Regions from separate parts of the Homo sapiens genome. Here region 2 is linked to region 1. Evidence: read pairs that join two places in POLR2A ChIA-PET (ENCODE). Cell type or tissue: A673. All regions are shown on one strand. Each heading gives the region's core, and the rest is flanking DNA. Links, peaks and the distances in the headings are about the cores only.

The links. Peaks named below come from ENCODE experiments on the same cell type or tissue, not always from the same donor. Only the 100,000 strongest peaks of a DNase experiment are listed, where the experiment ranks them.
Region 2: POLR2A ChIA-PET joins it to region 1 with 5 read pairs; 4 of 35 experiments call an interaction of 5 or more read pairs at or near these places.

Annotation. Positions count from the first base shown.
Region 1 is chr1:9,920,420-9,924,806 of GRCh38, reverse strand. It overlaps a transcript of LZIC not described here. Among named protein-coding and RNA genes, the nearest start is that of CTNNBIP1, 12 kb to the right of the region's middle. In A673, for the core only: no CTCF peak of the experiment used is centred there; a DNase peak (open chromatin) is centred at 2,276.
Region 2 is chr1:9,621,710-9,626,096 of GRCh38, reverse strand. It overlaps LOC124903837, which reads right to left. Exons shown (of 2, transcript XM_047436734.1): 2 at 3,781-4,071. The coding sequence ends at 3,852. Among named protein-coding and RNA genes, the nearest start is that of PIK3CD, 28 kb to the left of the region's middle. In A673, for the core only: no CTCF peak of the experiment used is centred there; a DNase peak (open chromatin) is centred at 2,286.

The DNA of each region.
Region 1 (4,387 bases), core at 300-4,299:
GCTATTCTTTACTACTAAAGGAGCTTAATTTTGTTGTTGTTGTTTTTTCCCCAACATTATTCCTTCAATACTCATTAACCAGGCCAGATTGAAAACAGAGCCAGCCTGAGCAATGTGGCGGAATGCCATCTCTACAAAAAAACACAAAAATTAGGCCGGGCACGGTGGTTCACGCCTATAATCCCAGTACTTTGGGAGGTGGAGGTGGGCGGATCACAAGGTCAGGAGATGGAGACTATCCTGGCTAACACGGTGAAACCCCATCTCTAGTAAAAATACAAAAAATTAGCTGGGCATGGTGGCATGCGCCTGTAGTCCCAGCTATTTGGGAGGCTGAGGCAGGAGAATCGCTTGAACCCGGGAGGCGGAGGTTGCAGTGAGCTGAGATCGCGCCACTGCACTCCAGCCTGGGTGACAGAGCAAGACTCCGTCTCAAAAAAATAAATAAATAAATAAAATAAAATAATATGGATATTGGATAGAGCCTTTTTTTTCCCCAAATAAGACAATTAAGTGTTTTATTGTTAATACATTTAGATATATAGCGGCATCCCTGTAGAGGTTTGTTTTACAGTGAGAAAGTTGTGTTTTAAGTTGACCCAACAATGAAAAACAACTATTGGCTGGGCACAGTGGCTCATGCCTGTAATCCCAGCACTTTGGGAGGCCGAGGCGGGTGGATCACGAGATCAGGAGTTCGAGACCAGCCTGGCCAAGATGGGGGAACCCCGGGTCTACTAAAAATACAAAAAATTAGCTGGGCATGGTGGCAGGCACCTGTAATCCCAGCACTTTGGGAGGCTGAGGTGGGTGGATCACCTGAAGTCAGCAGTTTGAGACCAGCCTGGCCAACATGGTGAAACCCCATCTCTACAAAAATACAAAAATTAGCCGGGCGTGGTGGCTCATGCCTGTAATCCCGGCTACTCGGGAGGCTGAGGCGGGAGAATCGCTTGAACCTGGGAGGCAGAGGTCGCAGTGAGCCAAGATTGTGCCATTACACTCCAGCCTGGGTGACAGAGCAAGACTCTGTCTCAAAAAATATATATAAATATAAATAAAAGCAATATAATGCTACTTCACAAAATATTTAAAATATTTTTTTCTCTTTTTTTCTTGACCCAATGCTAGCAGAAAAGCATAAATCTTAAAATATGCATTTCAAAAATTCTATACTATACTTGGGAGGCTGAGGCAGAAGGACTGCTTGAGCCCTAGAGTTCTAGTCCAGCCTAGGCATTATAGTGAGACCCCATCTCTTAAAAAAAAAAAAAAAAAAAAAAAAAAAGAAGCATTGGGCCAGGTGCGGTGGCTCATGCCTGTGATCCCAGCACTTTGGGAGGCTGACGCAGGCTGATCACCTAAGGTCAGGAGTTCGAGATCAGCCTGGCCAACATGGCGAAACCCTGTCTCTACTGAAACCACAAAAATTAGCTGGGCGTGGTGGCAGGTGCCTGTAATCCCAGCTACTCAGGAGGCTGAGGCAGGGAGAATCACTTGATCCTGGGAGACGGAGGTTGCAGTGAGCCAAGATCATACCTCAGTGACAGGGCAAGACTCCATCTCAAAAACAATAAAATAAATAAAATGGAGGCATTGTATTTGGGTTGACCAAGGGAAGCCTGTGTATTCATGGTCTTGCTATTTGAAATAATGGGAAATGAAGATCATAAAATTAACTGGGAGTCCCTACTGTGGGAAAAAGCCTACAATTCTGTTACTCCTGTCTTTTCCTTTCCTGGAGGTGAGGTAAATTACTTTTTCTGTTATATTTCCTTCTCTTAAAAGTTGTGCTAAAAAGATCTTATAATAGCCCAAGACATCCTAATGAAAGAATGTGATTGAGTTGGTGGGAATGTATGTGTTATAGTATAGTCTGTCTCAGTAGGGTGTCATTAGCAGCAGAAATGGAAGGCAAATTAAAACTAGTTCCTTTATCCTTTTCAGACCCTGCAGCCCCTTTAGCATGCTGCTTCTATATGTTTCCTACTCTGAAAAGAAATTAAATGGGAATTGCCTACTCAAAGCTGTTTTAAAATGTCCTAAGTGTCACCTGGATGCTTGTTTGAGGCCTGCCTGCATCCTCCTCTGTGAGCCTGCCTTCCTCTCTTTCCTAAGAACGTGCTTCTGCATATTAGTGAAATAAGTGCCTCTTTCTGTTCTGTCTATAGTTAGCCACCAATTAATAAGATGAGCAGAAATGCTCCCATGCTGAGCACTGTGCTAGGGGCAGGGAAGAAGCTGACACTACTTTATGAGGCAAGCTATGTAAGCGCCTTTTTATCTCCTAGGAGAGGCCCTCAATAGGTTCGGTCTACCCCCTGGAGCCTGTAGCTATTTCAGGCTACTCATTAAAGTCAATCTAGGATATTGCCAAAGCCTTTGAATTCTTTAAGTGAATTGCCTCCACTTGAAGTCAGCTAAAAATAGTTCACTTTCGCTCCCCAGGACGGCCCCCAAGTTACATGAACTACCTGCTAGACTCACACCCCAGCAAAAATATTGATGTCCCCAGCAAGATTAGCTTCCTGTTAAAGATCCAGGACCTGTGAATACATGCGTAACTGCAAGAATGGAAGCAAAGGATGAACCCAAGTTAAAGCCCAGCACAAGAATATGATGTAAGCGCTTTTGGGAAATGCAGAGATTTTCTTTTCTCTTCAAATAATAAATTACATCTAAAAATTAATGAGAGTATAGGCCGGGTGTGGTGGCTTAATGCCTGTAATCCCAGCACTTTCGGAGTCTGGGGCAGGTGGATCACCTGAGGTCAGGAGTTTGAGACCAGCCTGGCCAACATGGTGAAACCCCGTCTCTACTAAAAATACAAAAATTAGCTGGACATAGTGGCACATGCCTGTATTCCCAGCTACTTGGGGAGCTGAGGCAGGAGAATCGCTTCAACCTGGGATGCAGAGGTTGCAGTGAGCCGAGATCACACCATTGCACTCCAGTCTGGGCAACAGATCGAGACACCGTCTCAAATTAAAAACAAAAAAAAGGCCGGGCACGGTGGGTCACACCTGTAATCCCAGCACTTTGGGAGGCTGAGGTGGGCAGACCACGAAGTCAACAGATCGAGACCATCCTGGCTAACGAGGTGAAACCCTGTCTCAGCCGGGCGCAGTGGCTCATGCCTGTAATCCCAGCACTTTGGGAGGCCGAGGCGAGTGGATCACGAGGTCAGGAGATCGAGACCATCCTGGCCAACATGGTGAAACCCCAACTCTACTAAAAATAGAAAAATTAGCTGGGCGTGGTTGTGTGCACCTGTAGTCCCAGCTACTTGGGAGGCTGAGGCAGGAGAATCGCTTGAACCTGGGAGGCGGAGGTTGCAGTGAGCCGAGATTGCACCACTGCACTCCAGCCTGGCAACAGAGCAAGACTCTGTCCCCCCACCCCAAAAAAGAAACCCCGTCTCTACTAAAAATACAAAAATTATCTGGGCATGGTGGCACATGCCTGTAGTCCCAGCTACTCAGGAAACTGAGGCAGGAGAATTGGTTGAACTGGGGAGGCGGAGGTTGCAGTGAGCCAAGATCACACCATTGCACTCCAGCCTGGGCAACAGAGCGAGACGCCATCTAAAAAACAAACAAAAACCCAACATTAATGAGAGTACAAAGCATTATGCCAGACCCATCCATCATAAACTTGAGTACCTGCTATGACTTTCTCTTCTTTCATTTGGAACCCACTGTAGAATCGGTAGCCTCAGAGTAATTGGCTGAAGAGAGTGCATTCTTGGCTGGGCGCGGTGGCTCATGCCTGTAATCCCAACACTTTGGGAAGTCTAGGGGGCTGGATCACTTGAGCTCGGGAGTTTGAGACCAGCCTGGGCAACATGGCAAGTCCCCATCTCTACAAAAAAAATACAGAAATTAGCTGGGTGTGGTGGCACGCGCCTATGACTATAGGAGGTTGCGTGCCTGTAATCCCAGCTACTCACAAAGCTGAGGTGGGAGGATCACTTGAGCATGGGAGGCTGAGGTTGCAGTCCGCTGAGGTCATGCCACTGTGCTCCAGCCTGGGTGACAGAGTGAGACCTGGTTTCAAAAAAAAAAAAAGAGAAGAGTGAGCATTTTGGGGCAGGTAGAGCCAACCCTGATAGAAAGAACTTCATCTTGTGTTTACACAGAAGTGACTGCAAGAAAGGGAACAATTTGTTTCTGAAACTCCTTGTGACATTTATTGTTATAGCAAGTGCTTCTGGTCACCGAGAAATCATATGCATACTGCATCCAGAGACTCAATGAGAAAATTGGGCTCATGGATACTAAACTGTTCCTTAAATGCTCAAAGCTGATAATATACCAATTTTATACCATATATGTTAAAGGCCTCGAGAAAATTAAAGCAGGTTTTTTAGGGGCTAAAGCAAAGTGGC
Region 2 (4,387 bases), core at 270-4,269, 300 kb after region 1:
CAAGTACATTCCTAACATCTTGCACAGTGGTAAGTGCTAGGGAGAAGAGTAAAGTGGGGTAGGGCCCTTGGTCACCAGTGCCATGTCCCAGGTGCCGCCTCACCCCACTCGGGCTCCCACACCCCACCAATTGCCTTTCTCACTCCACTCTGACTCCCTGAGAGGACTCCCTCCTCTCCACCCCTGCCAGGCTCTGATACCTCCCAGCAGGTCGCCCTCCTGGGTGACTTCCACCCTCACCTGGCTGGAGGTCTGATGGGCACACCTGGCCACCCAGGGGGGCCGCTCCATGGCTTGTAACTCCCCCAGTGCCTTTTGGACTGAATTTCCAAGGAAGGGAAGGAAAGAAATGAAAGGCAAAGAGGGAGAGCTGTCCCTCAACTTGATATTATATCTTGAAAAATCTGCCGGGCGTGGTGGCTCATGCCTGTCATCCCAGCACTTTGGGAGGCAAAGGTGGGCAGACTGCCCGAGATCAGGAGTTTGAGACCAGCCTGGCCAACATGGTGAAACCCTGTCTCTACTAAAAATGCAAAAATTAGCCGGGTGTGGGGGCGCATGCCTGTAATCCCAGCTTCTTGGGAGGCTGAGGCAGGAGAATCGCTTGAACCCAGAAGGCGGAGGTTTCAGTGAGCCAAGATCATACCACCACACTCCAGCCTGGGTGACAGAGCGAAACTCCATCTCAAAAAAAAAAAAAAAAAAAAAAAAGAAAAAAAAGTTTGTGGCCTGGCACACTGGCTCAGGCCTGTAATCCCTGCGCTTTGGAAGGCTTAGGTGGGAGGATCGCTTGAGGCCAAGAGTTTGAGACCAGTCTGGGCAACATAGCAAGACCCTGTCTCTACAAAAGATTTTAAAAACTATCTGGGTGTGGTGGTGCACACCTGTGGTCCTAGCTACTTAGGAGGCTGAGGCAGGAGGATTGCTTGAGCCCAGGAGTTTGAGGCAGTGAGCTGATTGTGCCATTGCACTTCAGCCTGGGCAACAGAGTAAGACCCTGTCTCTAAAATAAATAAAAAGAGAAAAATCTCAAACTCTCAAAAAAAAACAAAACAAAACCCAACAAACAAACAAAAAAAACAAAATACAATGAAGACATATACCCTAAAGAAAGGTATCTCCAGCCTGGCGCGGTGGCTCACGCCTGTAATCCCAGCACTTTGGGAGGCCGAGGCGGGTGGATCACGAGGTCAGGAGATTGAGACCATCCTGGCTAACAAGGTGAAACCTCGTCTCTACTAAAAATACAAAAAAAAAAAAAAAAAAAAAAATTAGCGGGGCATGGTGGCGGGTGCCTGTAGTCCCAGGCACCTACTCCTACTCAGGAGGCTGAGGCAGGAGAATGTCGTGAACCTGGGAGGCGGAGCTTGCAGTGAGCCCAGATGGCGCCATTGCACCCCAGCCTGGGCGACAGAGCGAGACTCCTTCTCAAAAAAAAAAAAAAAAAAAGGTGTCTCCAGATGGGAGGGAAAAATGGCGGCCTGTTTGCGAGTAATCCTGGGAGTAACCCAGGAAAAAGGAAAAGCGGTGAGGAGGAAGAAGAGGGAGAGGAGGGAGGGGTGGGCAGCTGCCGTAACCGGGTCCTTGAGCAGACTGGGATCAGGTGTGGTGGGTAGGAGGTGTGGGGTATGGGCTGGGATGGCAGCATGGACAGTTCGCCCACTGTGATAGGTGGGAAGGCAGAGGACAGGGAACCTGGGTCCATAGCCTGGTAGAGTCAGTTTCTCCTGCCTTGTCACCCCAAACAATTCAACTGAACCTTCTAACTCCAGACCATCTTTCTCTCTCTTTCTTTCTTTTCCTTCCTTCCTTCCTTCCTCTTTTCTTTGTCTTTTTCTTTCCTTCTTTCCTCTCTTTCTTTTTCTCTGTCTCTCTCTTTCTTTCTTCCTTCCTTTCTGACAGAGTCTTGCTCTTTAAGGCTGGAATGCAGTGGTGTGATCTAGGCTCACTGCAACCTCCGCCTCCTGGGTTCAGGTGATTCTCATACCTCAGCCTCCCTAGTAGCTGGTATTACAGGCATGCACCACCACACCCAGCTAATTTTTGTATTTTTAGTAGAGACAGGGTTTTACCATGTTGGCCAGGCTGGTCTTGAGCTCCTGACCTCAGGTGATCCACCCGCCCTGGCCTCCCAAAGTGCTGGGATTACAGGCCTGAGCCGCTGCACCCGGCCCAGAGGCATTTATTTAAAATGTGCAATAAAAGTGTTCTGAGCTTCCCTTACGTACATAGGACTTCCTATAACTCATCTCCCATGCAGCTGAGCCTCTAGCTGAGCATGCCTTGCCAACTTTAATTAAGCCTAAATACCCAACAGCAGGTGGCTGCTGAAGGAATCCAGGAAATAACATCCCAAAATATGCCGCATTGCTATGATGATGACTTCAAACTGAAGGGATTTGGAAACCAGCAAATGCACAAAGGGGCTTTTCCTGAATTTCTCTTATCTGATTAAAGGTAGATTGTCCAGAAGGAAGCTAATCATCATAAAAACCCTCTCTGGGAATGTTTGTTTTTTTTTTTTTTTTTTTTTTTTTGAGACGGAGTCTCGCTCTGTTGCCCAGGCTGGAGTGCAGTGGCGGGATCTCGGCTCACTGCAAGCTCTGCCTCCCGGGTTCAAGCCATTCTCCTGCCTCAGCCTCCCAAGTAGCTGGGACTACAGGCGCCCGCCACTACGCCCAGCTAATTTTTTGTATTTTTAGTAGAGACGGGGTTTCACCGTTTTAGCCGGGATGGTCTCGATCTCCTGACCTCGTGATCCGCCCGCCTCGGCCTCCCAAAGTGCTGGGATTACAGGCTTGAGCCACCGCGCCCGGCCTGGGAATGTTTATCTATCAGAGAAGATGAACATGCATCCAGAGTCCAATCTAGAAGGGACTGGAAGTTAACACGCTGTCCGGACAGGCTCTTATTTATTCTTTTCATTTTGCTGGAAGGGGTGGAGGCGCAACCCCATCATTGCTTAAAAAAAATTATGATATAGGCTGGGCGCGGTGGCTCACACCTATAATCCTAGCACTTTGGAAGGCCCAGGTGGGTAGATCACGAGGTCAGGAGATCGAGACCATCCTGGCTAACATGGTGAAACCCCATCTCTACTAAAAATACAAAAAATTAGCCGGGCATGGTGGCAGCCACCTGTAGTCCCAGCTACTCGGGAGGCTGAGGCAGGAGAATGGTGTGAACCCGGGAGGCGGAAGTTGCAGTGGGCCAAGATCGTGCCACTGCACTCCAGGCTGGGTGACAGAGCGAGACTCCGTCTCAAAAAAAAAAAAAAAAAAAAAATTATGGTATGAAGATGAAAATGTCCATTCCTATCCCTGCACCGCCAGACTGAGGGGGTGGGGGAGGATCTATACCCTGACCCCTACCCGAGTCTTAAACCTCACAGACTAAGTATGGAGTGTGGGTGGCACAGGCACCTTCCCCATAACAGTTCCAAGGAAGCAAAGTGATCAATGGATCCAGTTTCCCCAGTGTCTTCCAGCATGAGACTGGTGAGGAGCTGCCACCTGGGACATCCCCAGTGGCCCTCATGTAACAGCCCAGATAGAGCCGATTTATCAAGACACGGAAAATTAGCTGGGCATGGTGGCGGGCGCCTGTAATCCCAGCTACTCGGGAGGCTGAAGCAGGAGAATCGCTTGAACCCAGGAGATGGAGGTTGCAGTGAGCTGAGATTGTGTCACTCTACTCCAGCCTGGGTAACGGAGCAAGACTCCGTCTCAAAAACAAACAAACAAACAAAAACCAAACAAACAAAAAACAAAACGCGGGGGGTGGAAATTGCAAAGGAAAGAGTTTAATTCACACAAAGTTGGTTAAACAGGAGACCACAGTTTTGCTGTTACTCAATTTACCCTCCTGGAAAATTCAGAGACTAGGGTTTTTAAAGATAGTTTGGTGGGCAGGTGGCTAGAGGGTGGGTGTGGCTGACTGGTTGGGGATGCAATCATAGGGGTATGGAAACTGGTCCTCTCTACTGATTCCACTTCTGGGTAGGGGCCACAGGACCAGCTGAGTCCTGAGTCTCTGGCTGGGTGGAGCACCTGGTCTTCAGAAATACAAAGTCTGAAAAGATATCACAAAAGGCCAATCTTAAATTATACAATAGTGATGTTACTTACAGGAGCAACTGGAGAAATTGCAAATCTTATGAGCCCCGGAACAATGGCTGGTAATCATTTATAACTACACCTACATTTTACATAATTCAGGCCCCTCTCACAATCCTGACCTTGTAGCCTTTCATTAGTCTTACCAATCCGGTTTAGTTTTGGGAAGGGTTATTTTCATCCTCGCTTTAAGGTTAAACCATAAACTAAATTCCTCCCAAAATTAGCTTGGCCCATGCCCCCAGAATGATCAAGGGCAGTTTGGAGGTTAA